7 separate regions of the Homo sapiens genome follow, and regions 2, 3, 4, 5, 6 and 7 are each linked to region 1. Evidence: chromatin loops called from intact Hi-C (ENCODE). Cell type or tissue: MCF 10A. All regions are shown on one strand. Each heading gives the region's core, and the rest is flanking DNA. Links, peaks and the distances in the headings are about the cores only. Region 1 holds the start of TNFRSF21 (TNF receptor superfamily member 21). Region 2 has its middle 55 kb from the start of ADGRF1. Region 3 has its middle 55 kb from the start of ADGRF5-AS1. Region 4 has its middle 51 kb from the start of ADGRF1. Region 5 has its middle 120 kb from the start of TNFRSF21. Region 6 overlaps TNFRSF21 (TNF receptor superfamily member 21). Region 7 has its middle 130 kb from the start of ADGRF1.

Region 1 (4,586 bases), core at 315-4,314:
TTAGCAATGATTTTTGAGGTTGGAAAACTAGAAAAATTGTACAACATTGGCAGAAAGAGAGAAAGTCCAAAGGTAGGATGGAGGGTGGAGATAGAGTAATTTTTATGGCAAAGATGACATTGGATTAACTCATTTAGGCCTTCCTTTAAAATTTAGCTATAATTATGATTTATCAACACATATCTCCTCTTTCCTTGGAACTTTGGGAGAAACTTCCTTATGTATCATTGAATTTTTATCCTTTCCCAGAAAACAGACATGTCTAAGTTACCACATTGAAAATGTGGCAATGAATTATTTAATGGTTGCAGCATTGTTACTTCAAAATGGAAGGCATGTATACATTTCAATTCAAAGTAATAAAATTTCACACTGCATCTAGATTCAAATTATCTATAATCTATCACTCTATAGAGGGACATGTATTTAAATGTTAGTAGTAAACAGAATTGAGTAAATTTTTTCATCTCTCAAAATGTATATTAAATTTCAACTTGATATGATCAATGGAACACCAGGAATTCATGAAGTTTCAAAGTGGTCCAAGCACAAATAAACAATTTTCTTTTAGTTTTAGGAAGACAAATAGTTGAGAAGAACTTCTTATACCTGCATAGTAACCCAGACACTAAACTCTAAAGTTGCCCAACTCTTTAGAGCAAATCAATCATATATTACCACGAAAAATGTGAGTTTGGATGCAAGGAGTAAAATGGACTAAATAAAAACGTATTTGAAGCTCCTCCTCCTCTTTAATACCTATGTAACTTCTTAAAAAAAAACAACCCAACCTTATAATAGTATTGGCCAGTCATTTGAATTTTTGAAGAAAAAATTGATACAGTTATGCATGAAAACACAGCATCTATCCCTCACTCTTTCAACTTCTGAAAATAGCTAGAGAGTGGCAAGTCCAACCATCATCCTTTCCCCAAAACTCCATAATTAATGGTAATATTTTCTAGAACTCCTTTGAATTTCACTAGAGGTTATATATTGTAGCTTTTTTCCCACTCTAACATTTATAGACAATACTGACAAATGTTTGAAATAATAGATTGGAATTAACCCTCATATTAATTTTAGCTTCTACCAAAGTGTGCATAGAGCAAAGAATCAAAGGACAACATGTTAACTAATAAAGCAAATAATTGGTACCTATGACTTAGCAAGTTACCTTTATTAGCACTGGGTGTTGGATCTTGAAACTGATAGTTTAAAAAGTGTGATTCTTTTGAAATGGGACCAAAGGAGCCTAGGATAAGCCCAGCACCATAGGGCTCCCAATTGAGGGGTGTGGACTGGATGGCTGAAGAGGTAATATCAATACAGTGTGCCATGTGCTGTCAGTACCTAGATGATGGATAACACGATACCAGAAATGGTGGCCACAGTCAGGAGACTCGGCCTTCCCCCAGGTGAAACAAAGAAAAGGATAACAGCTGCTCTCTTACATTCAGAAGTGTGTGAGATACCAACATCCACGAGAATATTCCAGTTCTCCTTCTGAAGCAGAATACTACCTATTCTACCACCCACATCCTGACAAGGCCTTTGGAAATCAACTCAAAAATTTTTAGCATTATTTTTTGGGGGAAGGGTGATTAAAAAAAATCTCAGGGATAATCCGATTCAAAACTCTTGATTTTTAAATTAGGAAAATGCATCTTTTGATACATTTCAAGGAGTTCAAAAGTCCCTCCAAGACCATCCATGGACCCAACACCAATGACTCTGGGTTTTAAATCCTTTTAGTTTGGATTTCCTTAATTGCATTCATAAGCCCATATTAAAATTAAAATATAAAAAATTAAAATCTTTGCCCCATATTAAAATCACCCTGAAAACTTAAAAAACAAACAAACAACAACAACAACAAACCTCAATGCCCAGACCAGATCCTGTCCTGTTCCAATTAAATCAGAGTCTCTAGAGGTGGGACCCAAGAATCAATATATATGTTTTGAACTCTCCAGGTGATTCCACAGGGCAGCAAAGTTTGAGAAGCAACACACAGGTCTCCTTTTTCGTCACGCAGTTGATCTAAGTGCTCTGTGGTCTATTCACCATCGCTCTCTGATTTAATCATCGTGTCCGAAACAATGGAAAGGCGTATGTAGCTGAAATAATTTAGTTGGAATTATCTCGGAAAAAATAAGTAAAGTTAGATCAGGAGTGAGATGCTTTCTCAGCGCTTTCCCTGGGTCAACAGGCGCGTGCAATTTCCTCAGCGAACGCCAAGGGGCACCCTCTCCCTCCCCGCTCTACCTGGAACGCCTTCGCCTTTCCAACCGCACAAAGAGCCCGGCCTCCTCCCGGGTGACATCACAAAGGGCCGGTCCCCCGCCCCTTCGGCGCCACCACGTGTGTCCCTGCGCCCGGTGGCCACCGACTCAGTCCCTCGCCGACCAGTCTGGGCAGCGGAGGAGGGTGGTTGGCAGTGGCTGGAAGCTTCGCTATGGGAAGTCGTTCCTTTGCTCTCTCGCGCCCAGTCCTCCTCCCTGGTTCTCCTCAGCCGCTGTCGGAGGAGAGCACCCGGAGACGCGGGCTGCAGTCGCGGCGGCTTCTCCCCGCCTGGGCGGCCGCGCCGCTGGGCAGGTGCTGAGCGCCCCTAGAGCCTCCCTTGCCGCCTCCCTCCTCTGCCCGGCCGCAGCAGTGCACATGGGGTGTTGGAGGTAGATGGGCTCCCGGCCCGGGAGGCGGCGGTGGATGCGGCGCTGGGCAGAAGCAGCCGCCGATTCCAGCTGCCCCGCGCGCCCCGGGCGCCCCTGCGAGTCCCCGGTTCAGCCATGGGGACCTCTCCGAGCAGCAGCACCGCCCTCGCCTCCTGCAGCCGCATCGCCCGCCGAGCCACAGCCACGATGATCGCGGGCTCCCTTCTCCTGGTGAGCGCTTGCGTGGACCGGGGGTGGCGGCGGCGCCGGAGCAGAAGGAACCGCTCTCCGGGAGCCGGGCGGGTCACCGGGCCGGGGCTTAGGGAGGCGCGGGGCCCGGCCGACTGGGTTACGGGCACTGAGGGGTTTCCAAGGGAAGGCAACACACCAGAGGGCCTCGACTAGGTTATTTGGGGGAATCTCAGGGCTCAGCCGGGGCTGGGGAATGAAGACGAATTGTTTTCCTTGCAGTCTGGCTTTGCTGGAGGAGACGCTAGAGGTAGCCGCCCAGCTTCTGCGCATTTGAGGGCTTTTCCCCCTACTCGGCCTACCTCGCGCTCCCCACGCCCGCAGCCACAGCCCCCCACCCATCGGCCACTGCCCCTCTGCGTGGTGTGGGGCCTCGCCGCGGTGTGGGGCTCCCACGGCCGGCCGAGGCCGGCGCTTTGTTGCAGCTGCAATGTCATGTCGGGATGCTACCGCAGTGGAAGACAGTGGTACCGGTGCGCGCCGGACACCGGAGACCTCCGGGTGCTGTCGCGCGGTGCATTCCCGAGCAGGGCGCAAGCCGCCCCCTCCTCAATCCCTTTACCCTCTCTCTTCCCTCTTGGCTCGGGTGGGGTCTCAGGTTCTGTATGCCGAAATATCACCCTTAGACCCACTCTCCGGCGCCTCCAAAGCGCCGGCTTCCAGCCAGCCAGCGCGCCGGCACTGGAATGGGGGGAGGGGGAAGGAGATGTGTGTGAAGGAAGATGAATTTTCTACAGTCTTTCCGATCCCTCGTTTACCTGTGGCTAGGCAGGTGACCCTGCAGGGTGGTGCAGTCTCCCTCATCGTCTAAGCTGCATCCACATCTCGGGTCAATCATCTTGACCAAAAACTTACCCTCAACTTCCCCCAAATTCCCTCCCTTTATTTCCAAATATTGGGGTGAAGGGGCAAGTTAGGTGGAAGAAAATTTGAGATCAAACCCTTGAGCTTCCCTTGCCTATCTTTTATCACTGCAGGAGGGATGGAAATTCTTAGCTAAAAACCGAACAAAAAAACCCCCAAGAAACAAGAGCTTGTTTTCACGACAGGGCTGTGTAAGGGAAAAGCAGGCTTGCTGTCTCCTTCCCCAAAAGGGCTTAACGCCTGGCCAGCCAAGAACTGCTTAGATCTCAGGACATTGCAGTTGCTATGGCCTGGGAATTCATCCTACAGACACTCTGGTTCCTTGTGTGTGTGTTTTAAGAGGAAGAGAGAGACTAAATAAAAGTTTGTTACTGTTAGCATTTATAATGAGGCAAGTCCCAGTCTCCCTTCAGAAACTCTTTTCTGCCCACTTATTAATGGCATGGCCAAGGTTTATATCTTTGAAACAAGTGAAACAAGTGTGGTGGATGGTAAGCAGTAGTCGGGGAGTCTCTTGGGACAATGAACCTGGATTGACAGTCTTGGTGTGGAGAGAAACACATCTAGGTCCATGGGAACACTGATCCTAGTTCAGTGGAGTGAGAACTATCATCATTTCCTTTTTCACAGCTTTAGATCCACTACTATCCACTACTATGTTTCAGGTGCTTCTAACACATCTGATTATTATATGCCTCACAGAGTCCATTCCCAGATTAAATCTTAAGTCATTGTGCAATACTCCATTTATTTTACCTTTTAGCATGAGGTAGGTAATTAAACAAAGGTCTTGATGTAATCAAATGGTAGGTTGCCTTA
Region 2 (4,586 bases), core at 194-4,193, 210 kb after region 1:
ATTGAGAAATTTACCTTGGGTCACACAGCATGTAAGCAATAAAGCCATGATTTGAAGCTAGATCTGTCTTCTCTCAATGCCTATGCTATTAGCCTTTTTGCTCTCTTGTTAAGCCTACCAAGGAAAACGTAAATTCCACTCACTCTTGGAAACTTGGGAGCCTATGTTCCAGGCAATTTTGTCAAGAACAAAAAAACACAATTTCTTGTACTCTTGTAGTTTCGTATTCATTCATGACTTACCAATGTATTTGTTAAATATTACATATCTTCCCATTCATACTCAGAAAGCAACGTGGGCCTTGTAGATCGAGTGTTTATGATTTTAGACATTCTTGATTCAGGCCTTAGCACTAGGATGGTACATTTTCTCTGTGCTCTGCTGGTGCTTCTATGCCCAGAACAGAGCTAGGATGACCAACTGTTCTATTTGTTCTGGACTGAGCAATTTCCCAGGACATGAACATTTCAGTGCTAGAACTGGGACAGTTCCAGGCAAACTGGGATGATTGATAAATGCCAGGTTTTAAAAATACCTCCGATTTAGTACGGCAGCCTCAGAAATTCTAAAGCCACATTGAAAAAAAGATTAAACTATTTTTTCTTCACATTATTCTATGATTCAGGTTCTGGTTACATCTATCCCTGTGTTATCCTAAGCTTAATTTCTAGCCCTTGCTTACTACAAATAAGTTGCGGCACAGAAGTTGCATGATAAGACAGGCAGGGAATTGCAACACCACAAGTCATCTTGGCATCCAAATACGGCAAGTGATGAAGGATGTAAGCCGTCTTCAACATAGCCCAGATCCCCATCTCTTACAATTTTAGTCCTAGACATCTGACACTTGGCTCAAAATGCACCGTGCTTATTTCACTATGTTGTAATTGCTTGTTTATTCCTTGTCTCCCTTGTTAGACAGAAAGATAATTGAGGGCAAGGATCTAGCAATCTCAAGATTTAGAACTGGACCTGCTCCATGAGATTAGCTCAGTGACTCATTGGGGAGCATCTCGGGATACGAAGAGGGCACATTTACTTGAGATTTGTTTCTGAACTTTCTTGATTCATTATGAAGCTTGGCTCTTTGTATCATCCTTGAAATACATTAGGCACTTGAAGTAGGCATGGGGTTGGGGGATCTCACATTATAGGAGAGTTTCCTGCTAAGTTTAGTTTCCACACTCATCCCCCATAGACTGATCTGGCCTGGAGACTCTACCCACTCCCCGCAATTCTGTAGGAATCAGAGTTACAAGAGTGAAGAGAGCCCTAGGGCTTCTTGGTTAGCTAACTTTCTGACTCTGAAGTGGCCTTTACTCTTCCTTGTTGTTTGAGGGAATGCCAGACAAATGAAAAAAATTTATTTTTTAGGGGGGCAAATATTGAATTCAAGAAAGTGGTGAAACTTCTTTAGAAAGTTTCGCCTAGAAATCATGCCATCCTGTATAGTATCATTAAAGATAGAGAGAAGGATGGCAAAAAAAAGAACTAGCTTTACAAAGCACTTATTTTGTGCTAGGTACAATGCTACCTTTTTACATACCCAAATGAAATGATGACATGCCACAATATTACAAGATTAATTATAATTTCCATTTACAGGTAAGCTTGCAGTGTGGTTGTATAACTTGCCCAAGGTCATAAGAAACAGAGGTGGGATGTCAAATCAGGTTTTTAGTCTGTAAACTCATGTCCGTGTTTGGTAACATGTAGCATCACCTCCCGATGACCTTGAAAATCTCTGGACTGGCTCCTGGGTCCCAGATTTCTCTCAGCTTTCTGATGTTACTCAGATACTGAACGTAACCAGGAAATATTGGGTTAGTTTCCAGAGAAAGTCTATTAGAGGCATAGTGCTAATGATAGGATGGTGGGGAAAACATCTCTAAAGGGAAGGAATGAACAGCATGAGCCATGGTTTGGGAGCTTCCTTATAATATATGGGGGAAAAGACTCCATTTATAAATGCTCATAAGGTCTCTGGTTAAATTCCATCATATAAATTATTCGCAGAGAACTGCTCAGGATTTCCCCTCCCTGCAGGGTGAACAGCTGGCCTTCTGCAATGCCAGGCCTAGGTCTTCCGGTTCTTTGAGGATCAGTGCCCTCTGCAGGTTGAAGTCAGAGAAGCCAAAAGCATGAGAATAAAAGGACAAAGAGTTTTCTGCTCCTGTTCCTTCTCATGTAAGTGCTTGCCTCAAAGTACATTAAAGACAAAGTCTAGGGGACTTTGGAGGAAATATTTTTCCTTATGTGACCTTGAGTGTGAAATGTCATGGAACCACTGGGCAAGTGATGAAGAAACCAGTTGGTTCCTCGAATTCATCCTCATGATGCTGATTTGTTCCCCGCCGTCCTTCCTGCATGTTCCATCCTGTTTAACTGTCTCAGTCCAACGGGGCCTCAGCAACAACCCTTCAACAGTGGGGAGAATTTCCCAATGGAAAGGCAGTACAAATACACACTGGAGGACTCAAATTGACTGTCTGTGTTTTCTTTATTAAGATAAAAGTTACAGGAGAGCTTAGAGAGCAGATGCAGAATGGCTCTGTGGCTCTGTTTCTGCCCTGCAGCCCCAAGTCAGTGGCGGCAGGGGCTGGGAGAAAATGGCCTAACATTTTTTTACCACCTACTTTGTGCTGGGTTCAACTTTAACTTCACTAATTTCCTTAAGAAGGGGAATTCTATCCTCTGGTCCTCTTTGAGCCTTTGGTTGGGTTTATTTCTAAACAACCAACCTGTCATTTCTTCTTTTATTTTTGAAAAGGAGCCTCGCTCTGTCACCCAGCCTGAAATGCAGTGGCATGATCACGGCTCACTGCAACCTCCGCCTCCTAGGTCAAGAGATTCTCCTGCCTCAGCCTCCCGAGTAGCTTCTATAGGACATTCCATATTAAGAGCTGAGGTCAGAGTCAGCAGCAAGGAAATGAAGTGGCAGCACAATCCACCAGGGTGTGCCTGGGGGATCTTGTGCCTGTGGTCAGGGCGGACAGAAGCAGGAGGATTCCCAGACTCTAAGCCTTCTTCTTTTTCTTCCAAGCAAAAGTAATTTAGGAAGCTCAGAAAAACCATCAAGTCTAGGAACACTTTGCTGCTAATCTGGCTTGAATTCATCATCTGTTTGGAAAACTGGGCTTTGATTTTGTTCCTAAGTCTCAGTCACCGTGCTGTAGCCACAATGTTGATGACTAGATCTTTGCCCTCTTCCTGTGCCTGAGGCCTGGATGTGGTAACTGAAACAGATGTTGGTGCACCCCCCGGTATCCCCTCAAGTCTTACCGTTTCTGAGCTTGTTGGTTTAGTTTGCAACTGTCAGCGTCTGTGTCCATTTGTTTTCTGGCTTTTTGTGGAGAGAGAAACCCTTTGTGGCCATGCACATAGCAAGCCAGAAATGCCAGGGAGCTAATGTACATCCTTCCAGCAGCCTTCAACCCTTCTCAGATACTAAGCATGGCTAAACATAAAGCTGGTGTATCATCTATAGAATTTAAGAACAATGTGAAACTCAGTACATCTGTAAGATCATGCTCAGAGGCAGTGCTTGGCAGGCTTGTTCCTTAGAATGATCCCAAGTTTCTTAAAGACAAAAATTAGGACTTGATGAGTACCCCAAAATTCAATGTCAATTATAGGAAAAGATTTTCTAAGAATTACTGGTGTGGTATTGGGCAAAATTGTGCAGCATTCATCGGAATCTGTTACTCAGACTGAAGAGATTCAAACTCATTGGGTTCAGGAGACTGTAGTCTCTTCCATTCAATCTTGGCACCTTAGAATAAGTTTTGTATTAATTATCTCTTGCTGTATAACAAATGATGCTCAACATAGTGGCTTAACACAAGAATTATTTATTATCTCTCACAATACTAGTTCAGGGATGCAGGAGTGACTTCTCTGGCTGGGAACTGAAGGTCTTCCTTTGGGTTGTGGTTAGATGCTGGCCAGAGCTCCAGAAACAGGAAGGCTTGATTAAGAATGAAGATCCACTTCCAAAGCTGCTTCCTTACATGCCTGGCCATAGGTGAGAAGTCCCAGGGAGCCTCTCTGTGGAGCTGCTGGAGTGTCCTCATGGTAGGGTGGCCCATTTCCCCAAGACTGAGCAACTCAAGAGGCCAAGATAGAAGCCGCAATGCCTTCTTTTTTTTTTTTTTTTTCTGAGATGAAGTCTTGATCTGTCACCCAGGCTGGAGTGCAGTGCCATGATTCAGCTCCCTGCAACCTCTGCCTCCAGGATTCAAGGGATTCCCTTACCTCAGCCTCCCGAGTAGCTGGGATTACAGGCATGTGCCACCATGCCCAGCTAATTTTTGTATTTTTAGTAGAGATGGCATTTTGCCATGTTGGCCAGGCTAGTCTCAAACTCCTGACCTCAAGTGGTCCATCCACCTCTGCCATCCAAAGTGCTGGGATTATGGGCATGAGCCACCATGCCTGGCCTGCAATGCCTTTTCTGACCTAGCCTCAGAAATCACCCACTGCCATTTCTGCTGTATTCTATTGGTCACATGAATCAGTCCTGCTTCAAGGTAAGAGGGGACTACAGAGGGCATGGATACTCAGAAGTGAGGCTAACTAAGGGCCAT
Region 3 (4,586 bases), core at 331-4,330, 460 kb after region 1:
ATATTCTCTGGGAATATTCTAGGTCCAGACTAACACATCATCTCCTGAGTAAGCCAGATGTCTGCCATCCTCCTCCCCCATTTCTTATTGTTTGCATGGGGAAATGGTTAAATAAATGTCTGTGGGGTTTTCAGGATGTAGGTTGCTAAGGCCAGAAATTAAGAAAGACTGTGGGAAGTCACGGCCTTTTGTGGTTTGTACAGAAAATTTCAAAGAGACCCATGTTGGAATGCTTCAGAAAAAAAAAAAAAAGTTACATGGAGATGAGAAAGATTACAGCAATTAGCAAATATAGAAAGGAGGTGTGGGTGAGTTATTGAGGTGAATGAAGCAGGAAGTCACAATCATTTGAAGACAAAAAGAAATAGGTGGTCCTAGAAATGCCAGGTAGGCGGAATGCATTTATTTTGTGCCATGTGATGGTGAAGTCAAATAAGTCCTCATCCCAAAGAGAAAACCCAGTGACCCAGGCCAGTAAAAGCCTGATTCTTCAAGTGTTCAAAATGAAGGTGGAACTTACAGGGAACATACCTTTTGATTGTGTTTTTAAAAGGGCAACGGGAATGGTGTCTCATCATTTCAAGAGGACGGTAGTTTAGCTTTAATATTAGGTTCTGTTGGTTTCTAAAATTATGACTTGGGATTTAAAATCACATCATGTATGCCAGCACGCAGCTATGCTTCCTTTCCATTCCATAACAAGGAAATATCTAATGAGATCCCGTGAGCTGTCTTTGTAGTAATTGTCTGCCTTCTTGCAATGTGGTGCTGCTGCTGCTCAGGCTTCTGCATGTCACCCAGAATGCCCCTCCACTCTCCAAACAGCGAACGATCCTTTCTATCTTCCAGGCATGGGGGAGGCCGGCAGCTCGCCGCTGAACTCAACTGGCTGTCAGGGCTGATGGTTTCCCTCACCTCATCCACACTCCCAAGCCGTGTGCAAAGATCCAGCATGTTATAGAAGGTTTAAACAAGGGTCCTTGAAGTAAAGTTTTCAGAACCAAATGTCTAGCAAATAAACAGATGCCTGTTCCAACATTTGTGTGAGGATGACTCAAAATTTTCATTGACAGCTGAAAATAGAGCCCTCATGTCCTATAGATGAATATAAAGGATGTGAGGGCTCTATTTATCCTCTAGCACATTCTAGACGGAAACCAAGTTTCCCACTGTTAGTGAATGTGGAGTGGACAGAAGAAGAAAAGAGGGGAGATGGGCCAACTCCCGAAGCCCGCTCTGTGCCAGACCAGTTCTTATCTCCAAATATCATCTCTATGTGTTAGCGGTGGGCGTGGGGGCCTTGGTCGTGGTGTCCTACGATTCAGACACAGCCGTCCTGTCTATTCTTAAATGATTTTATACACACCCATTTTTCCCCTTTTACCTGTAAACTTTGAAATGAAGTTGAAAGGCCACCAGTGTCCATGACAGGTCCCTCTGCACACATGGGGCATGGTTAGGAGATACATGAGCCTGTTCCCACTGCAGGGTTTTTATTCTCTCATGCAGAGCCAAGTGAAGGATGCCGGTGACTATTGAAGCCCAAACACAACAAACCCAGAAGCCTGGGGGGAAAAAAATGGCTTTATTCTCAGCATGAAAGGCAAGAGGACCTGACTGGGCAAGTGGTGGGCAGATTGCTGTCACGGCCCACTTCCGATGACATTAAACCGCAAAACCTAGGAATGACTTTGGGCCCTGCCTTTTTCGGATTTTGATTTTTACCATCCTGGGTCTTCCATCCTGCCAGCCAGCCGGCACCCCAGCAGTTGTGGGAAGAGGAATTTGACTTTGATTAACCGAGAAAAACTGTGCACCCGTTTTCTGTTTTTTTCTGGAACTGTGAGGGTTTTCCCATGCCCCAGGGGCTCCCTCACAGTTGTCCTATGCCAAGCATTCCCGACAGGAATCTCCAGCTGGGTTGGAGTGACAGCTGGCCTCCAGCACCGCAGCTCCGCAACCACCGCTGGCGTCTCCTGAGGCTCGCGCGCCCCCTGCTGGGCCTGAGAGGAGGCGTCCCCGCTGCGGTCCGGCCTCAGGAAGCCGGCGGGAGGCAGTCAGTCCCGCGGATGACGCGCCCAACGGTCTAGGTTCAGGAAGTAATTTGATCATATGGACAGAGCGAAGGTCAAGGCATAGTGGATAACAGAAACCAGGAATGAAAAAAATCTCTTTCACTCCCGCCTCCTAACACTTTTATATTATGATCCTTGCAGGGGAAAGGGTAGTCAGAAAGCAACGTAGGACTGTGGAGGGAGGGAAATCCCAGTCATGTAGTTTCAGTGTGTGAAAGGCAAAGGAAATTTCAGGCCCCCAATTCACTATGCAAAAAGGAAAAAATTAAGATGGAAGCTAAGTCATGCAAGAAACAGCCTTTTCCTTCTGTTGCTAAGCGAATAGCTAACAGATGAAAGGCCAGATATCTCCACAGATAGCTACGCTAGGTTCACCTTTTATGTAAAGTGCCGATTTACTGAGATGAATACATCACTGACTATTCCCCTACCTGCTCCTTTTCTCCTGCAATGCATGGATTATGCATTGTGACCATACCCTCCCTCTTCGCCTCCACTTTTCCCCTTTAAATACTGAAGCCCTCAAAATATCTTTGCAGAAAAACGGACCACAGACTGTCTCTGTGATTCTGTGTTCCTTTCTTCCAGTCGTGTTCTTAACCTTGGCAAAATAAACTTCTAAGTTGATTGAGACCTGTCTCAGAGACTGTTCGGTTTACAAGTGTGCATTGCACATCCACAGGCAGGCATACATTTCTGAGGCATACTCGCTGGGATAGCTCCTTCCTTTCTCTGTCCCCCCTCACTGACTGAATCTCATTTATGGCACTAACAACAAAACTGAAAGCCCCAGAAATGATCTGGTTCACCCATTCCAGATAGGTTGCTGGAAGGTCGTTTGAGGAAGAAAAATGGGTGCCTTCCATGTTTCATGGGAACCTAATACTTTTTCTATCAAGGCAGCTGCAAAAGGATTAACATAGGTGGCCCTATTCCCTTTCCTAATTCATCCATTCAAAGCCACTGCTGGCCTGGATTTTCATTTTCAATCCATGATGAATCTGCAGATGAATCTGCAGCTATCCCAGGGCAATCTGACAGACCAGCCAGCAGCTGAGGCTGGATGACAAGTTCCTACCCTAGCCTCTGAGCACACATTGCTAACGTGTGATCCGAGAAGACCCAGGTCCTTGGAGTAGAGGGACAAGCTGAAATGGCCTTAAGTAATAAGGCAGACAGCTTCCCAGTTTGGGGGGATGTCACGCACCTTGGCCTGTTGCTCCTATCCCCTCGGAATAGCTCTCACACCTTCTCCCTCATGTTGGACATTCCTTTTACAAAAACAGAAATCTCAAGGACAGATAAGGTTAAGAAGGTTAATCTCAGGTTAATCTCAAGGAGAGAAAAGGTATGCAAATATACTTCTGGGTGAAACACAGTAACTTAAATTTACCCTCGAATGAAAATGGCTGGTAACTATATAACTATGTTAACCAACAGTTTTTGAGCCCTTGCTGTGTACCTGGTCCTGTTCTAAGATTTTTATGTGTATAATTTCATTTAAACTCTACAGCAAACCAAAAGTAACTAAATATTCTTTTTCTTTGCATTTTTAGACGAAAAAACTAAGCACAGAGAGGTAAATAACTTGTCCACAGTCACACAGCTGAGGACCAGTAGAACCAGGATCTAAGTGCAGTGTCTGACCTAGAACATGGGCATGTATCCACCTCCTTATGTTGCTTCTCTATGCAACCTGATGCCAGTTACTTGCTTAAAAGTAGGCTTCCATAGCAGGAAAAGTTTCAAATGCACAAAATGAGAGGGGAGAACAATGGTGACAGAGAGGGTGGAGGAGTTAAGGCATCTCCCAGCTTCATCTCACTTTATAATTCTACCTTGGGGCAGCCCAGGACATAAAGACCAATGTTCTGGGCAAACTTCAGAGTGTGCCTGCTTCCTTTTTAAGTCTCTGATGAAACATCAAAGAATTCCTGCTGTGCTGCTTTATTGAAAGTAGTTCTCAACTTAGCTATCTCAACCCCCCAGCTTGAGTCTTCATTCAAGTGAGCTTCTTGTAAGGTCTCAATCACCAGTGTTGTTGTTTTTATTTTCATCTCGGATCTATCAAGAATTCTCAGAGTGTTGGATGGCATTTAGACATGTAGGAAGAAAATATGGCTTCCCAGAAATGAAGAGTGATTCTGAGGCTATGTTTAAACATATCAAGTGGAGAATTGGGACATTTGTCCTAATACATTTAGCTAAGTCATGATTTTCCTTATGATATGCAGACTGAAACAGCAGCTGATTTGCTACTTGAATGCTTTGCACTCTTTGCTTCATTTTGCATGGACAGGTGTATTGGGCTGTTCTTCAGCATTGATTGACAGCCAGTTTGGTAAATGTGGTACGGTGGTTAAGAGCATTGGTTCTAGAGCCAAACTGTGTGCTTTTCAATTGGAGGTCCACCACTTATTAGTTTGACTTTTGGTAAAATAACTCTTTCTGCCTCAATTTACACTACTTGAAAGGAGATAATAATGGTACAGGCTCCATGGGTTGTTATAA
Region 4 (4,586 bases), core at 196-4,195, 320 kb after region 1:
GTTTAGACTTTGCATAGCCCTCTATTGAATAAGCTCTTCCAGATCTGTAAAGAATTATTTTAGAAAGATTAATTTTCTCCATTTCTCTTACGCTTCCAGAACAAATGAAGGGGCTGACAGAGGGTCACTCTGTAGTTCAGTGTTTATCAGACTAATGCAAATGTTGGTAAAAGTCCCATTCTGTTTCTTTCCAAGTGGTTCTTTTTTTTTAAATTATACTTTAAGTTCTAGGGTACATGTGCACGACGTGCAGGTTTGTTACATATGTATACATGTGCCATGTTGGTTTGCTTCACCCATCAACCCTTCATCCACATTAGGTATTTCTCCTAATGCTATCCCTCCCACAACCCCCCACCCCCCGACAGGCCCCAGTGTGTGATGTTCCCGCCCTATGTCCCAGTTCTCATTGTTCAATTCCCACCTACGAGTGAGAACATGCAGTGTTTGGTTTTCTGTCCTTGTGATAGTTTGCTGAGAATGATGGTTTCCAGCTTCATCCACGTCCCTGCAAAGGACATGAATTCATCCTTTTTTGTGGCTGCATAGTATTCCATGGTGTATATGTGCCACATTGTCTTAATCCAGTCTATCATTGATAGACATTTGGGTTCATTCCAAGTCTTTGCTATTGCGAATAGTGCCGCAATAAACATAAGCGTGCTTGTGTCTTTATAGTAGCATGATTTATAAACCTTTGGGTATATACTCAGTAATGGGATCGCTGGGTCAAATGGTATTTCTAGTTCTAGATCCTTGAGGAATCGCCACACTCTCTTCCATAATGGTTGAACTAATTTACACTCCCACCAACAGTATAAAAGCATTCCTATTTCTCCACATCCTCTCCAGCATCTGTTGTTTCCTGACTTTTTAATAATTGCCATTCTAACTGGCGTGAGATGGTATCTCATTGTGGTTTTGATTTGCATTTCTCTGATGACCAATGATGATGATTTCATGTGTCTGTTGGCTGCATAAATGTCTTCCTTTGAGAAGTGTCTGTTCATATCCTTTGCCCACTTACGGATGAGGTTGTTTGGTTTTTTCTTGTAAATTTGTTTGAGTTATTTGTAGATTCTGGATATTAGCCCTTTGTCTGATGGGTAGATTGCAAAAATTTTCTCCCATTCTGCCTGTTCACTCTGATGGTAGTTTCTTTTGCTGTGCAGAAGCTCTTTAGTTTAATTAGATCCCATTTGTGTATTTTGGCTTTTGTTGCCATTGCTTTTGGTGTTTTAGTCATGAAGTCCTTGCCCATGTCTATGTCCTGAGTGGTATTGCCTAGGTTTTCTTCTAGGGTTTTTATGGTTTTAGGTCTAACATTTAAGTCTTTAATCCATCTTGAATTAATTTTTGTATAAGGTGTAAGGAAGGGATCCAGTTTCAACTTTCCACATATGGCTAGCCAGTTTTCCCAGCACCATTTATTAAATAGGGAATCCTTTCTCCATTGCTTGTTTTTGTCAGGTTTGTCAAAGATCAGATGGTTGTAGATGTGTGGTGTTATTTCTGAGGGCTCTGTTCTGTTCCATTGGTCTATATATCTGTTTTGGTACCAGTACCATGCTGTTTTGGTTACTGTAGCCTTGTAGTACAGTTTGAAGTCAGGTAGCATGATTCCTCCAGCTTTGTTCTTTTTGTTTAGGATTGTCTCGGCAATGTGGGCTCATTTTGGTTCCACATGAACTTTAAAGAAGTTTTTTCCAATTCTGTGAAGAAAGTCATTGGTAGCTTGATGGGGATGGCATTGAATCTATAAATTACCTTGGGCAGTATGGCCATTTTCACGATATTCATTCTTCCTATCCATTAGCATGGAATGCTCTTCCAGTTGTTTGTGTCCTCTTTTATTTCATTGAGCAGTGGTTTGTAGTTCTCCTTGAAGAGGTCCTTCACGTCCCTTGTAAGTTGGATTCCTAGGTATTTTATTCTCTTTGCAGCAATTGTGAATGGGAGTTCACTCGTGATTTGGCTCTCTGTTTTCTGTTAATGGTGTATAGGAATGCTTGTGATTTTTGCACATTGATTTTGTATCCTGAGATTTTGCTGAAGTTGCTTATCAGCTTAAGGAGATTTTTGGCTGAGACGATGGGGTTTTCTAAATATACAATCATGTCATCTGCAAACAGGGACAATTTGACTTCCTCTTTTCCTAATTGAATACATTTTACTTTTTTCTCTTGCCTGATTGCCCTGGCCAGAATTTCCAATACTACGTTGAATAGGAGGGGTGAGAGAGGGCATCCTTGTCTTGTGCCGGTTTTCAAAGGGAATGCTTCCAGTTTTTGCCCATTCAGTATGATATTGGCTGTGGGTTTGTCATAAATAGCTCTTATTATTTTGAGATACATTCTGTCAATACCTAGCCATCTTGCGACAACCTCAAGTGGTTCTTCTGTGGAAAGACAATCTGCATTTTATAAGAAGGCAGTAGGCCTATACTGTACTTACCCTTATCAAACTTCAGGGGGCAGTCCAGACCAAGAAATAAATCCTGGACAACTTCCTTAAACCTTAAATACACCTGAAATTCACTCTTGAATTTGAGGGTGCAAAAGGCGTTTTAATCTCACCACTCTAATTAAGGGCAATCTGCATTGTTGCTGCTTTGGTTTGTATAATAAAGGAGATTAGGGATCTGTAACTGTAATAGCTCTGTTTCCTGATGGCAAACAATGCCTCTGTTTCCTGGATTTATGCCCAAGTGTGCTGGTAAACACTGAAGACTGCTTTAAGCAAAGCGGGAAGTAGCCATGGGTGTCACGGAATTTTTATCTGCTAGAAAAACAGTGTTTTTGTTTATTATTATTATTATTTGAGTCGTATCAATGGGTTATACCTTGGATACCTTGGGCAAAACAGAGTTAATTCAAATATGTGGTTTGAAAAATAGATTAGAAATATTCTGTGCTTTTTGGATTCATTTCTTACTTTGGGAAGGAATAGTCTGGAAAATTTTATATAGGTTTGTCAGCCTAGAGCCCCACTTCCGTGGATGAATTACATAAAACTGTTTACAGATTCCACTTTGTACCCAAGGTCTTAGGGTGGAGGGAACAAAATAAAACAAACAAACATAAAACAGTGACTTGAATGCAGTACAGAGATTTGCGAGGTCCCCAGGGATTGGCCTGGAACGCTCAGGGCTGCTTTGCAGTTAACTCCTCAGCCTTCACCACTGTGGCGTGGGCTCACCTTAGCAAGCTCCCCTCCCTTGTTCGGAAAGCCTCCCCACTGACCTCACCTCAGGAAGCAGCAACAGATTATATTTTATCCATAGATGTGTATCCCTTTTGGAGAGAAATTGTACACTGGGGCTGTCTTTTAACAGAATAACATTCTTAACACCACGCCATGAGGTAATTTTTCCATATCCTTTATCTGAGAGTCTCCTGCTAACCTGGGCAAAGTGGAGGAGGGGTGAGACTGGAGAAAAGAACTAAAAGAGGTGATGGGGAAGAGTCCCCCTAGTTCACTGATTACCATGAATTCTCCCATAGGGGGTCCACATTTCACCTGGCTTGATCTTAACCAAATGTGCCCAGTTGTATTTCCTTGATTGGCTCCTGTGGGGGAATGGGGAGATTTTTCTGTGGGACAGGGAGTCTTTGGGAGACTTGGGGTCTAGCTTCTTCCTGTTGTCTCCTTGTATTTCAGTTTCCCATCTGTAAAACCACAGATCCACATTCATCTGATAAGCTTAAAGGTCTCTTCTATCTCTGACTTTCTATAATTCTGGGTCTCTTCATGAGTATCACGCTGGGAGAAGAGAAATTTATCACTGAAGAATAGCAGCCCAAATGGGTTTGGCAAGACTTTATCTTGCTGGGTAGAAATTGTAGATAAAACATTGCCAACAGCTACATTATGCCAACCAAATGGGAGGCAACGCCCCTTTGGAATTCTGACCTGATGTTCGAAACCAGAGCAAAGGAGTTCCTCAGTGTGATGTGCTGCCAAGGGACACATTGGATTTGTGGATAAGGTTTCCTAGTTCTTAGATCTCAGCCATATCCCTGAACACGGATGGGCAAGGCAGCTTTGAATTCCATGACAACATGCTGCTGGGCACTGCCAAGGATAATTCTTCACAGCATGAAAGCTTTGCCTGGCACTGGTGATAATGTGACTCTCTCTTCCTGAGGTAGTCTGGGCAGGAGAGCCAGCCCTATCTGTCTTCTACTTCACCACATTGTGGGAAATGTTATGCAGCCACCCCTTCCCCAACAACTAATTTAAAAAGGGTGAAATAAAAAAGTCACATTCGTGGAATCACTTCTATCATCTATGCTGATAATTGTTTACATATGAAAGTCTGCAACAATATGAATTTCTCATAGCCTGCTTTCTCTTAGACCAGAGAATGGTTCTCAGGAGTATCCCCAGCGGGCAGCATCAGTGTCACCTAGAACTTATTGGAAATGCCAATTCTTGGACTTCTCCCCAGACCTTCTGAATTAGAAACTCCAGAGCAGAGCCCCAGGGACCTGTTATTTTAGCAAGCTCTTTGGTGACTCTGGTGCACACTCAAATTTGGGAACCACTGAGATAGGGAATGTTAGAGACCAAGGGCTGGAGGTTAG
Region 5 (4,586 bases), core at 349-4,348, 120 kb after region 1:
TCAGATGAGTAGGTTGTGAAAATTTTCTCCCATTTTATAGGTTGCCTGTTCACTCTGATGGTAGTTTCTTTTGCTGTACAGAAGCTCTTTAGTTTAATTAGATCTCATTTGTCAATTTTGGCTTTTGTTGCTATTGCTTTTGGTGTTTTAGACGTGAAGTCCTTGCCCATGCCTATGTCCTGAATGGTATTGCCTAGGTTTTCTTGTAGGATTTTTATGGTTTTAGGTCTAACATGTAAGTCTTTAATCCATCTTGAATTAATTTTTGTATAAGGTGTAAGGAAGGGATCCAGTTTCAGCTTCCTACATATGGCTAGCCAGTTTTCCCAGCACCATTTATTAAATAGGGAATCCTTTCCTCATTTCTTGTTTTTGTCAGGTTTGTCAAAGATCAGATAGTTGTAGATATGCGGCATTATTTCTGAGGGCTCTGTTGTGTTCCATTGATCTATATCTCTGTTTTGGTACCAGTACCATGCTGTTTTGGTTACTGTAGCCTTGTAGTATAGTTTGAAGTCAGGTAGCATGATGCCTCCAGCTTTGTTCTTTTGGCTTAGGATTGACTTGGCGATGTGGGCTCTTTTTTGGTTCCATATGAACTTTAAAGTAATTTTTTCCAATTCTGTGAAGAAAGTCATTGGTAGCTTGATGGGGATGGCATTGAATCCATAAATTATCTTGGGCAGTAGGGCCATTTTCAAGATATTGATTCTTCCTACCCATGAGCATGGAATGTTCTTCCATTTGTTTGCATCCTCTTTTATTTCACTGAGCAGTGGTTTGTAGTTCTCCTTGAAGAGGTCCTTCACGTCCCTCGTAAGTTGGATTCCTAGGTATTTTATTCTCTTTGAAGCAATTGTGAATGGGAGTTCACTCATGATTTGGCTCTCTGTTTGTCTGTTACTGGTGTATAAGAATGCTTGTGATTTTTGTGCATTGATTTTGTATCCTGAGATTTTGCTAAGGTTGCTTATCAGCTTAAGGAGATTTTGGGCTGAGACAATGGGGTTTTCTAGATATACAATCATGTCATCTGCAAACAGGGACAATTTGACTTCCTCTTTTCCTTATTGAATACCTTTTATTTCCTTCTCCTGTCTAATTGCCCTGGCCAGAACTTCCAACACTATGTTGAATAGGAGTGGTGAGAGAGGGCATCCCTGTCTTGTGCCAGTTTTCAAAGGGAATGCTTCCAGTTTTTGCCCATTCAGTATGATATTGGCTGTGGGTTTGTCATAGATAGTTCTTATTATTTTGAGATACGTCCCATTAATACCTAATTTATTGAGAGTTTTTAGCATGAAGCATTGTTGAATTTTGTCAAAGGCCTTTTCTGCATCTATTGAGATAATCATGTGGTTTTTGTCTTTGGTTCTGTTTATATGCTGGATTACATTTATTGATTTGTGTATTTTGAACCAGCCTTGCATCCCAGGGATGAAGCCCACTTGATTTTGGTGGATAAACTTTTTGATGTGCTGCTGGATTCGGTTTGCCAGTATTTTACTGAGGATTTTTGCATCAATGTTGGTCAAGGAGATTGGTCTAAAATTCTCTTTTTTTGTTGTGTCTCTGCCAGGCTTTGGTATCTGGACGATACTGGCCTCATAAAATGAGTTAGGGAGGTTTCCCTCTTTTTCTATTGATTGGAATAGTTTCAGAAGGAATGGTACCAGCTCCTCCTTGTACCTCTGGTAGAATTCTGCTGTGAATCCATCTGGTCCTGGACTCTTTTTGGTTGGTATGCTATTGATTATTGCCACAATTTCAGAGCCTGTTATTGGTCTATTCAGAGATTCAACTTCTTCCTGGTTTAGTCTTGGGAGGGTGTATGTGTCCAGGAATCTATCCATTTCTTCTAGATTTTCCCGTTTATTTGCGTAGAGGTTTTTGTAGTATTCTCTGATGGTAGTTTGTATATCTGTGGGATCGGTGGTGATATCCCCTTTATGATTTTTTATTGCATCTATTTGATTCTTCTCTCTTTTCTTCTTTATTAGTCTTGCTAGCGGTCTATCAATTTTGTTGATCTTGTAGTTCTTGGCCTAAGCGGACACTGGATAATACGTACCTTTGAACATTCGGCATATCTTTGCAAATAACAGCTGCTTTTGGTTATGTTGGTGGCCACTGCTGTTCTTTTTCTGGCTGGGAAAGGTTTCAGTCAACATATTGCCTGTGAGGAGCTGATTTTCCTAAAGGACTCTCCTGCCCCCAATGCACATAATTCACAAAGCTCTTCAATATTGAGATCTTGGGTATGGTTATTAATTGGTTAATTCTTTGCCTGTCTCCAGAGCTTCAGCTGGATGAGTAACTGGGTGAATGCCTATGTGGCAAGTTGCTCTTCAGGATGAGAAACTACATGAAAGTGTAGCCCCAAGAAACCAGGTGCTCTCAAATGAGTCACTGGTAACAAGCAGACAACACATGTTTGTCCACTTTACCTGCCCCAACCCCTCCCGCCCTTACTCCAAAGTCTGCTCACACTCCACCCTCTGCAGGTAAAACAACTGGGTGAAAGGACACATTTTTGCAACCAAGATAAGGCTAGAATGACTATTCTCTCTACCCAATTACTCATCAGGAAAGCATTTTTAAGGGTCAGCACAATCATGAGTAAGTTTGTTAAAGGGTTTTCCTTTTTTTTCTCTGACTTACAAGGGAGATGCACTTTGCACTTTTTTTTTCTTTTTTTCTTTCTTTTTTCTTTCTTTCTTTTTTTTTTTTTTTTTAGTAAAAACAAGTATAAGGTGGATATTGTTCCTTGGATACAGACATCTAGCTGAAGCCAAATGCATCTTTGGCCAATAAAATGCCATAGGCCTTCTTGGTTCCACTACACCAAGCTACACTGTGGGACATCCTCGCAGATGTGGGCCCAGGGGTGGTGGGGGCAGCATCTGGCTAACTGACCTGCTTTGGGGTTCTGGCTGCTCTCTTCATTCTCACTTCCAAAGGCTGCTGGAGTCTCTCTGTTAGCTATGACTTGGACATAAAATGATCTCGAAATGTTATGTGTTCCCTCATACTGAGTTATTTTTAACTAAGCCTATAGGCTTCAGCCTGGTATTCTAGTCCCTGCACAATCTGTTTCCAATCAACTGCTATTGCTGGTGTTTACCTTCTGAAGACCTCATTCTTCTCTAACTCATGAGATGTAATAGTTATGGACTCTGGACTCAGAAAAACTCAGGTTCTAAACAATCTCAATTCATTATTGAGTTATAACTTTGCTTTCCCCACCTCCACACGCTTGCTCACATTGTTCTCTTGGCCTGGAACGTCATCTCTGCCCTTTCACATACGAACAAACCCTATTCACATTTAAGGTCAAGCTCAAATACTACCTTGTAGCCCTTCCTAACTACACAACTAGGTACAATCTCCTTTTCTTCTGAGTTAGCTTGGCATCCCATCTGTTTGCCGTTTCTCATACCTGTTTGCCATTTCTCATACCTTGATTTTGTTTCCAGGGCTCTCACTTCTGCGTTTCTACTTTAAATCTCTGTCATAAAACCAATTACATGATAGAGTCACCAGATAAAATACCAGGTAAAATACACCAGATAAAATAAGGACACCCAGTCAAATTTCAACTTCTTGTCAAACAAATACATTTGTTTAAGTATGGCCCAAATATCGCATAGGAAATACTTAAGCAAATTTGTCACTTATGTGAAATTGAAATTTAACCGAGCACCTTGTGTTTTGTGTCTGGCAACTCTTCATACGTGACTCTTTTTAATAAATGGTGAGCATTTATCTGGCTCCTTTGTGGTACTGAACATTATGTGACAGTAGGAACCTTGTCTCATTCATCTTGCAGCCCTGATGTTTCTTCCTCAAAGCACTTGCTGGGCAAATCCTTGTTAATTAATAAAGGGATTTTCATACCAGTAGGTATGGGCACACAGCACAGTTCTGAGAGCCTCAGTGTTGGAATCAGATGGACCTGGATGTGTCATATTCCTACCACAAGACTAAGTTTGTGAGGCTTAGCAAGTTAACTACCTTTCAAAGCATTCTCATTTGTAAAATAGGAAGAAGAGTGTACTTATTCCATAGAGTTATTCTCTTTATGCATATAAAGGGCTTAGCACAATGTCTGGCTTACAGAAAGTGCTTCATAGCTGTTAGCTATTACTTTTGGAAATTATGAAATACATTCAGATCAGAGCAGCAACTACTCTGCTACAGGCAGTAAGAATTACATAAATGACCTAACTATACAGAGTTTGGAGCATACAAATTCAAGACGGATCCCAGACCTCCTTTGGAGAGAGTCCTTAACTTGTTTGATTTTTCTTCCTGTTCCCCAAACCAACAGTATGTCCTCATCTCGGGCTAATGTTTGTGTCTGGCTTTCTAAGATGTCACTTCTTTGTCTCTGGGTCTAAGCCTACCTTCCCCAGCATCCTGAGATACTGTTGTAGCTCTTCACTCCGCCCTTCCTGACAGTATTTTACCTTCCTATTCTCCCTTTCCTCTGGTCCTGGGTGCTTAGTTTCCCAACCAGAAATTAATTGCTGCTTCCTTTGAACAGCATTGCCTTTGTGTGTGTGTAAATATATGAGTATACATGT
Region 6 (4,586 bases), core at 311-4,310, 68 kb after region 1:
TAGTGTCATGTGTAATAGCAAAAGAGTGAGGAGATCTACAAATGCCCTTCACTAGAGGACTGGTTATCTAAGTTATTGAACATCTGTACAATGGAACAGCATGCACTTGTCAGAAGAAGTGAGTCAGCTCTTCATGTGCTAACCTCAAGAAGGGTTAAACGAAAAAAGGCCAGGTGAAGAATAGTATGTAGGATGGGGCACAGTGGCTCACACCTATAATCTCAGCACTTTGGGAGGCCAAGGTGGGCAGATCACTTGAAGTTAGGAGTTTGAGAACAGCCTGGCCAACATGGTGAAACCCCATCTCTACTAAAACTACAAAAATCATCTGGGCCTGGTGGTGCATGCCTGTAATCCCAGCTAGTCAGGAGGCTAAGGCACGAAAATCAATTGAATACAGGATATGGAGGCTGCAGTGAGCCGAGATTGCACCACTGCACTCCAGCCTGGGAGACACGAAAAAAACAAAACCAAAAAAACAACAGTATGTACATTGTGCCACCATATTGCAAAAATATATACATATATATACACACACACACAGTATATACATAGATGTTAAAAATTGTTTTAAAAAATAAGGGGGGTGGAGAACATATATACTTATTTATTGGTATAAGTATAGACTGTCTCTATCTCTGGAAGAGTATATTGTGACTTGGTAACAGTAGTTACCACCACGGAGGGAAACTGAGTTGCCGAGACTTGGAAGTCAGAGGTTAAGGTCAAAGGTTAACTTAGACTTGTAGACCATATGCATTGTAATTCTAATGGCATGAATCTAATTAATGGACTTATTATGCAATGCTAATTTAATCAGATTTGATGAGTTCAAAAAGCCCGAGTCATAAAGATGAACTTAAGCCTTCTTACTTCAAGGTCTTGAGTTTCCTACGAAATTACTTTCCATCCTCCACAGTGTCTTATGGCAAGCTTTAAAAAGGTTTGCGAAACTTTTTCTCATGGATAGAATTATCGAAAGGCTTTTTTGTGGGAAAGATTTTCCAATAGAAGTTTAGGGAAACCTAAGGAATTTCCAATGGAGCATGATCTCCTCATGTTCCGATGGTGCTGAGCTCTTAAAAGTCTTGGCAATATTTTCAAACGTGAGTGGGCTCCAGCTCTGAACCAAGAGAACCCACTTATTCACTGTCCTCACTTCCTCTTTTTGAGAAAGCTAATCAGTGAGTCAGCTCAGGGCTGCAACACCACTACCGTTGATGTCAGCAGCCTGGACAGCCTGCAGACACCCGTGCCGGTAGCGGGGCGGGGCTGCCCCCCCTTTTCCCTCCCTCCGGAGCCAGCTGGTTCTTACCAGCTTTGGCAGCTTTGTGCAGCACTATTTGTTGTGGCTTTTCTCCTGTACATACAGGAAAGGCACAGCTCTCTTGCTTAGGGCAAGGATTGGCTATTGACACTTTGACTTAAATGGGGGTGGATTTATAGACTTTGGGGCTCAATTTTGAAATTAACTCTTAGAAATGATGAGAATTCTAAGACGAGGTATATACAGAAAATTATAGCCAACTACCTTGATTTGAGTTTGGGGTATTTAAGCGAGAAACCCACCGTGACCAGCTAACCTAGTCTAACTTCATAGGCCTTAAGTAAGGTTGCAGTTGAAACAAAACCTTTTCATTATTCTGTGCTTGAACAGATCTGGGGTGAGTGGGAGTGTTTTTTAAAATAATTCCCCAGTGGTTTTGGCATTTTTTTGGCCAGGTTAATCCTGAGATTCCCCTGATGGTGGGTGAGTTTGTTCTGCAGGCTCTGCATTGGCTCCCAGCTTAAGGTTCACTCACCTATGCCATCTCTGTGGTCTGGCTTGGGGGTTCCCAAGGAAGCTGAGCAGAACATCTTGGTGTTGTGCTCCTGTTCTTTCTTCCATCCCATGACATCCAGTGATCCCAGGGAGCTCTAGACAGCAGATGGCCCTCGCTGTCCACTTGGCAATTGACAATTTAGATTTAAGTGTTGGTGCTGTTCCCTACTTATGCAATGGAAGCACCTCCTTGCTTCATGTACTAAAGTCTGGGCTGTGCAGGAGAAGAAGAAAGAAGGAAAGAAAACAAGAGGTTTTAACTCAACAATTAGAAGCCCAGGAAAAGTTTGGGGAATTTTTCTCTTAAAGTTACTTGACTCTTGGCCCTTCTCTTTAATTTTTTAAAATAATGTTTTAAGAGAAGACTTACGAAGCAAAGAAAATTTGGAAGCACATTACAACAAATAATAAATCTACCATCTAGATTCAATTGTTATTCACATTTTGGCATATTTGCTTTATCTATGTATGTATACGTTTCCAGTCCATATTCCCATTTCGAAGACTTTCTCTAAATTTCTTATAACTGATAATCCTTCTTTCAAGCATTTAGAAATCAGCATTTTTCCATTTGCCTCTTAAGATTTTTGTTTGCAAAAAAAAAATTGGGTACATTTGGGTTCTGCTTGCCAAGACCCCTTACTCTGGATTGAATTGAACAAGAATTCACACTCAGAAGAATAATTTTAAAATCATTGTCTCTCATCATCTGAAACTTTTTTTTTAGGGTGATGTATTTGTTTTTATTTTTTAAGGGAGAAATCATTATATACAAGTATTTTACAGTGTCCGAACTTAGGAATTGAATAGATTCAGATAAATTGTTTTGTGATGAGGCTGGTAACCTCATTATATGAACCCTTATTTATATCTGAAATCCTGGAACCACATAGATTTGAATAAGAAAGCATTTCTTATTATCTGAATTCCTCTTCTCTAAAGACCACATAGATTCAGATATCAAGAAATACTTTTCTGGCAAAGAAAATATGCCTTTTTTTCCTCCCAGAGCCCATCTTATATGCCTGTATAGGCCTATAGAAGGTCTTGAAATCTAATTTGATTTTGATTATGTGGGCAGCTGGGAGAGCAGGGGAAACAGGCTTGAGATAATATCATAATTCTTAAATAGTTGTAATTTTATATTTATTCGCGACTAGAATTCCTTTGAGATAAACCTTTAGTAGAAATTGAATTTGTTTGTTTGTTTTTTTAACCAGCCACTTGTCTGTTGGGATCTGAAATATTTTCAATAGAAAACAAAGTTATTGGCTACAGTTGAGGTATCTGGTATTCACAGAATCTCTCATATTTATCTTAGCGCAGTCATCCAGCTGGAGTGTAAGTCTGCCATTGAGTCCCAGGTACTTGCAGATCTCAACCTCTACCCACTTCACTCTAGCGGAGGGGCTCGGGCAATGCCCTGTGGTCATGTGATCGCTTGTAATCAGTTTACAGGGTTTGTCAATTTTCTCTAAATGCTGTGGGGTCCAGACAGGGAAGTGACATGGCAGCAAAGAGGGTAACTTTGAAACTAGACAGACCTGGTCTTGAATCCTGGTTCTATGGCTTGGGGCAAGTTATTACCTCTTAGAGCCTCAGTTTCCTCATCTGTAAAATGGGGCTGATACAACTTCCTTAGCAGCAAACGAATCACAGATATTTTCTGCTGAATCACCTAGCACAGTATTGGCAATGGCTTATTTCTTCAGGTCTCTTTTTGTTACCTCATATGGAAAAGCAGTAAGTTTCAGTTAGATTTAGCAAATGGGCTTTTAAAAACCATTATTAAAGTGAGAGATTTTCACAAATGTAACATAGAACTCTTCCTTCTTTCTAAGTGTTGAATGAGGTCTGGAGGGAAAATTAAATCAAAACAGCGACTTTACTGTAAGGAGCTTTCTGCTGGGGACTATCAGGCATATCTAGTTATATTAGGGAAAAGGGGCCTGGTGGTATTGAACTGGGTAGTGTCAGGAGCCAAGGGGTTAAATGGAACCATTTTAGCAGGCTGGCAAAGAGCATCCAGGCTGGGCAATTAATGCTTCATTTCAGGGGGTCGCTGATGCATCAAAGTCATTAATTAGTTTTATGAAAACAGATTGTGCAACCACAGGGAGATTGTAATTGGGTAGTAATTGAAAATAACTTTGTGGTAAACTTTCGTTGAGCAGGTAGTTCAGGTGGGGGTAACTTGGAAGGGGAAAGAGAATTGGAGTGGGGGATTAGGGCATGAGGAGAATGAAATAGCAACAGTAAGACAAGCAATAAATAAGACATAATTTGAATGAAAGGAACACAGAAGTGACCTGGTCTAACCTATTTAGGTTAGAAGTGAGACCACAGGTCTGATGAGGGAAGTGGTTTTCCTAGTGCCACACAGCTAGTTAGTGTTATGTCTTCTCTCTTTTCTTGCAATGCTTTTTCCAGGATTTTCATGACTTTGATTTTTAGGAGCTGACTATGGGGAACATGAAGTACATGCCACACAGATGGCAGTTGAGGCTGGAGTTCTCGCCTATTCCTGCTCTCAGAGTCTACCCAAGAATGCTGCCAGATCTTGCTGCCTCGAAATCTTATTTCATTTATCTACCACCCTTGTCATGAATAAAATTTGGAAGGATTTTCCTTTACCATCCATGGCTCTGCCATCCCCGGGGCTAGGGGAATACTGCAACCTCCACCAGTGTGTCATCTCAGGAAAGGTCAGTCAACAGGGAAGTGATTTTTCAGTTTGATATTAGAAGTGGAGAATTATTTTTGG
Region 7 (4,586 bases), core at 207-4,206, 140 kb after region 1:
CAAACTCTGTTTCTGAGCACAAAGTGTTGACATGTTTGCCCTGGAAGGAGTGAGGGACGAGAGCACACTGTCAGTAAGGTTCAGTGATTGCCCAGAGTGGTATGAGCTGCAGGAAACCAGGAGGAAGTAATTTGGGGAAAAGAAAGCAAGAGGCTAACTAAGCCCATGCATTCTCTTTTGAAGGTGGAAGACACATCTGGTCTGTTCAATGCCTCCCTGAGGGTATGTGCTCATCTCATTTCTCTCCTGTTCTTTAGAATGAATCAGCAAGATCTAGTTGTAGAACAAGGAGATGGACTGTAACTATTTCCTTAGGCTCTATTACATGCCAGGTGTTTCACACATTTATCTATGATCTTCAAAGCAATTTCAGAGCATAGATACCAGCCTCCCTATTTTGCAGATGATGAAACTGAGGCCCAGATAGAAGTACTAAGGAAAGTGTCCAAAGCCACAGAGTGAGTTAGCAATGATTTAGGCAGGGGTTACTCCAAAACCAAACTCTTTCCTCCCCACCAAGCAGATGCAGCCAAGATATCTTAGTGGAAGCAACCCTACCCCTCTAGCAAGTACAGGCAAGTCCTGACTCCCTGTGTGCTCCCAAATGTCTCCAGTGACCTATCATGGCTCCTCCTGTTTGACTTGTTAGCTCTAGCCCCAGTATCACAAATGGATGAAATGACCAAAAAAAGAAAAAATAGTTTAGTTTTGTTATCAGGAAGTTTCTATGGAAATAGTTACGCAATGGGTGTGAAGAAGTGTAGAATGGTCTACTGAGATTTTCTGCTGGATTAGCTGTACCAAGTAGTTAGGCTCAGGGAAGCCAAGAAAACACAACTCTGAATCATGAGGGGTTGATGCCCAGCACAGAATAGAAGGAAGTTTCTAGTGGAGTATAGACCATGAATCAACCTGCCAACTTCCGAGTAAGGAGGACAGGCTGGAGGCAAGTGTGCATAGGCAGATTTTATTCCTAGGCTTCTTTGTTATCTTGAAAGCCAGGCCTAGTTTTCATCTTCTATTGGAGGGAATAAAACGACCATGGGAATTCTAGTGATGGGCAGAGGAAAGAGAGAAAAGCATTCTGATGGTTAGTATTATGTATCAACGTGACTGGGTAAGGGGATGCCCAGGTACTTAATTAAATGTTATTCTGGATGTGTGTCTGTGAGGGTGTTTCTGGATGAGGGTAACATTTGAATCAGTAGACTGAGGGAAGCAGATTGCCTTCCCCAGGATGGGTGGACCTCATCCCACCCATTGGAGGCTTGAATAGAACAAAAAGATGGAGTAAGGAAGACTTTGCTCTCCTTGCCTGTCTTTGAGCTGGGACATTGATCTTCTCTTGCCTTCAGTCTAGACACAGTTATTGGACTAGGACTTGGACTGGAATTTGTACCACTAGCTCTCTTGGTTCTCAAGCCTTTAGACTTGAGCCAAAATAATACCATTGGCTCTCCTGGGTTTACAACTTGTTGACTGTAGATTGTGGGAGTTCTCAGTCTCCATACCCATATGAACCAATGACTTATAGTATAACTCTTTATACATGTACATCCTGTTGGTTCTGTTTCTCTGGAGAACCCTGACTAACAGAAGTATTTTCTTCTCTCTACTACATTCTCTTTACTTTGATACCTCCATATGAAACTTGTGAATAGACACAGCCCTGGGAGAGATCGGGAAGAGAGAAAAGAATAACTCTTAGGCTCCATAAATAGTTTAAATGCTGGAAATTTAAGAGTGGGCTGGGAGTAATGGCCACAGGGCTGGCTTCATGGGAATGCAACCTAAGCATTTACTTAGGTCTTGAACTCAGGGTGGTCCACAGTTGGTTTTACGCTCTGCTGTTGCAGTCTTGAAATTCATGATAAGTTTTGAATAAGAAGTGCCACATTTTCATGTTGCGCTGGTTTGTACAAATGATATAGCCAGTCTTGAATGGACAGATGGTTGTGCCACTTGCAGAAATGTTGGTGACAGGGGCAGGAAGTGACGACAATGACTACTGCCACAGGTAGTGTTCCTCACTGCCTCCATTTCCCCTCCTTGCCATTAACTTAGGAGCCAGGGACTCTGATTTCTGCTTTAAACAGTTACATAAAGGAAAGGGGAAAATTCTGATTATACAAAGCTAAAGAAGCTACCCAATGACAAAATGTACACTGTAGTACCATTCTGGGCCCTCAGGCTAAGTTTCATTACCCTTTGTAACATAAAACCTCTCCAGCACTGACTAAGAAGTTAAGCAATGTGGATAGTCTGGCAAGGCCTCCACCTCCCCCACAGAGATAATTTGAGCTCCCCAGTGCAGAAGACGGTGAGTCAAGTGCATTTTGCTGGAGGTAGTCATCAGAGGGTACTAGGGAGTAGGTTCTGAGGCTGCCCTGATGCCTGCCAGGCTGGGCATGGCCAAATTGTGCATGTCAGTACCAGATCTGTAGACGCTTACAGCTCATGGGCTTCCTTGGGGAAATTTCAAGCTGATTGTAGTCAGTATTCTAGGCACATTTCAGTTTTATGTAACCTCATCTCCCATTCTCCAGGACATCTAGCACTCTCCAAATGACAAAACTTCCTAACTTTCAAAACAGTTTTTTAGATGTTTCATGACAGCTAGTAGCTGGTAAAGTCTGGGAAGTAACACCTTTCTATGGTCTCCTTGTTGCCTTCATTTAGATGCAAATTCTGCTCCTGTGATTCCTTTTGGCCTGCAACATAAAGAGTTTCAGTCAATGGATTTTTCCTCTCTTCATTCACAACACACATACGTGCACACTCACGCACACTAGTGCACTGAGTATTCCTCCCTCTATCTTTTGAAAAGAGTCCCACTTTTCTTGGGGAAACTCTTCTTTCCCTATTCCATGTGATCTGCTTAGAATGAATGATCTTTGTGGCTTTGTGTCATTCCAATGGTAGTGACCAGCAGGGCCTATGGATTAGTCCCAGTTACCAAGATTCCCAAAGCTGTTCCCTTCCCATCCTTCTGAGTGTTCAATACTATATTTTATTCTGTGAGCTATCCAGGACTTATTACTGAACTTCTTTTTTTGCTTAAGTTTATCAAGGTCCATTTCTGTGGTTTGGGATCAAGAAACCTATTGATTTGGAATGAAACACCATTTTGGAGGGCCTTCTCTACCCCAATTTTTCTGAAAGTGATAACATCATAATCATGTTGCTTAGCAGTCAAGTCTTTCCTAAGGAAGGATGATATATTGTATGGGATATTAAAAGCTTACTGCAGTTAGTACTAGCCTTATTCTTTTTACTGTAGGAATTCAGGTTGTATAAGCAGCAAAACTTCTTAACTTGCTATGTGATTTTTTAGGTGATTGGTAAAATTAAGCCAACTAGTAGAATAGATGGAGCAGTTTCCAGCCTGAGTACTCTTTAGAGGTTCGTGAAGCAAAAAGAGAGCATCCAGGCCCTCTGGTCCTTGCCAGCTGCAGCAGAGTGGGTGGCAAGAATCACTAGTATTAGGGCTAGCCAGATGCACAGACAGCTCAGAGGGAGGCATGCTGGGGGTGCAAGGATGGGGAGAAGGGAAGTTCAAACTCAAATGGTATTTCTTTGAGGTTGACTTGGAGACAATTCTGTTCTCTATCATTATGAATAAGTGGAGAAAAGTAAAAATGGCATTAACTAAATTTGATAATGGTACTAAATAAGGTAATATGCTTAGTAGTCCGGAAGACCAGAGAAAAATTAAAAATGATCTTAATGGTCTTATAGAAACAAGGTGGTATTACACAGGACCTGGACTCTCCCCTTAAAAAACTTAAAAGTATTTTAAGGGAATTGATCACTGACTGTTTAAAGAGGAAGGAAGGTAGCACAATATAATAGAAAGAGGGACTTTGGGGTGGCTGAGTGGGGTGGCTCATGCCTATAATCTCAGCACTTTGAGAAGCTAGGCGGGCGGATTGCTTGAGCTCAGGAGTTTGAGTCCAACCTAGAAAACATGGTGAAATTTTGTTTCTACTTAAAAAAAAAAAAAGGGTACCTGTAGTCCCAGCTACTCAGGAAGGTGAGATGGGAGGGTTTCTTGAGACAGGGGATGGAATTTGCAGTAAGCCAAGATTGTGCCACTGCACTCCAGCCTGGGCAACAGAGTGAGACCCTTTCTCAAATAATAAAAAATTAAGGAAAAAAGAAAGAGGGACTTTGGAGCCAAATAGATTTACATTCAAGCCCAACTCTACTAATAACATGATGATGTCAGCCAATGGCATTGATTAGGAATATCTTTGGGTTGCAAGTCACAGAAACCACAACCAGCAGTTGCTTTAGCCATAAATGAACATTTAATTATCTCATCTAACATGAAGCCTGGAGCTAGTTGGTACCAAATTACATGAAACAACTCATTGATATCGGAATACAAGCTTGGCATCTTTGCAATTTTCTTCATTGCCTCCTCTTAAACACAACATGGCATCAATGACTCTAGGCATTAGGTCCTCATATGACAGATTTTGTAACCCCAAAATCAGTATAGGTGGCTTTCATGGTCATTTGCAGACATGCACAGAGCAAGAAAACATTTGAGTCATCTGATAGATGTGTTCCCAGCTGGGGTC

What was found. Peaks named below come from ENCODE experiments on the same cell type or tissue, not always from the same donor. Only the 100,000 strongest peaks of a DNase experiment are listed, where the experiment ranks them.
Region 2: it touches region 1 in a loop (20-fold over the local background); 89 of 110 quality-filtered maps call a loop at or near these places.
Region 3: a loop joins it to region 1, with 12 times the contacts of the local background. A loop is called at or near these places in 54 of 110 quality-filtered maps.
Region 4: it touches region 1 in a loop (6-fold over the local background); 7 of 110 quality-filtered maps call a loop at or near these places.
Region 5: a loop joins it to region 1, with 17 times the contacts of the local background. A loop is called at or near these places in 7 of 110 quality-filtered maps.
Region 6: a loop joins it to region 1, with 6 times the contacts of the local background. A loop is called at or near these places in 41 of 110 quality-filtered maps.
Region 7: a loop joins it to region 1, with 15 times the contacts of the local background. A loop is called at or near these places in 5 of 110 quality-filtered maps.

The regions. Positions count from the first base shown.
Region 1 is chr6:47,307,715-47,312,300 of GRCh38, reverse strand. It overlaps TNFRSF21 (TNF receptor superfamily member 21), which reads left to right and starts at 2,396. Exons shown (of 6, transcript NM_014452.5): 1 at 2,396-2,885. The coding sequence starts at 2,790. RefSeq lists enhancers at 2,134-2,428, 2,380-2,559, 2,723-3,445 and a silencer at 2,700-2,929. In MCF 10A, for the core only: a CTCF peak has its summit at 2,234; a DNase peak (open chromatin) is centred at 2,300.
Region 2 is chr6:47,095,058-47,099,643 of GRCh38, reverse strand. No RefSeq gene overlaps it. Among named protein-coding and RNA genes, the nearest start is that of ADGRF1, 55 kb to the right of the region's middle. In MCF 10A, for the core only: a CTCF peak has its summit at 2,126 (motif pointing left); DNase peaks (open chromatin) are centred at 753 and 2,083.
Region 3 is chr6:46,846,531-46,851,116 of GRCh38, reverse strand. No RefSeq gene overlaps it. Among named protein-coding and RNA genes, the nearest start is that of ADGRF5-AS1, 55 kb to the left of the region's middle. RefSeq lists an enhancer at 3,712-4,276. In MCF 10A, for the core only: a CTCF peak has its summit at 1,988 (motif pointing left); a DNase peak (open chromatin) is centred at 2,006.
Region 4 is chr6:46,988,997-46,993,582 of GRCh38, reverse strand. No RefSeq gene overlaps it. Among named protein-coding and RNA genes, the nearest start is that of ADGRF1, 51 kb to the left of the region's middle. In MCF 10A, for the core only: a CTCF peak has its summit at 2,486; a DNase peak (open chromatin) is centred at 2,482.
Region 5 is chr6:47,186,650-47,191,235 of GRCh38, reverse strand. No RefSeq gene overlaps it. Among named protein-coding and RNA genes, the nearest start is that of TNFRSF21, 120 kb to the left of the region's middle. In MCF 10A, for the core only: no CTCF peak of the experiment used is centred there; a DNase peak (open chromatin) is centred at 2,435.
Region 6 is chr6:47,239,323-47,243,908 of GRCh38, reverse strand. The region is part of intron 4 of TNFRSF21 (TNF receptor superfamily member 21); the gene reads left to right. Among named protein-coding and RNA genes, the nearest start is that of TNFRSF21, 68 kb to the left of the region's middle. RefSeq lists enhancers at 869-1,098, 1,319-1,448. In MCF 10A, for the core only: a CTCF peak has its summit at 1,950 (motif pointing right); a DNase peak (open chromatin) is centred at 1,258.
Region 7 is chr6:47,166,108-47,170,693 of GRCh38, reverse strand. No RefSeq gene overlaps it. Among named protein-coding and RNA genes, the nearest start is that of ADGRF1, 130 kb to the right of the region's middle. In MCF 10A, for the core only: no CTCF peak of the experiment used is centred there; DNase peaks (open chromatin) are centred at 243, 703 and 2,283.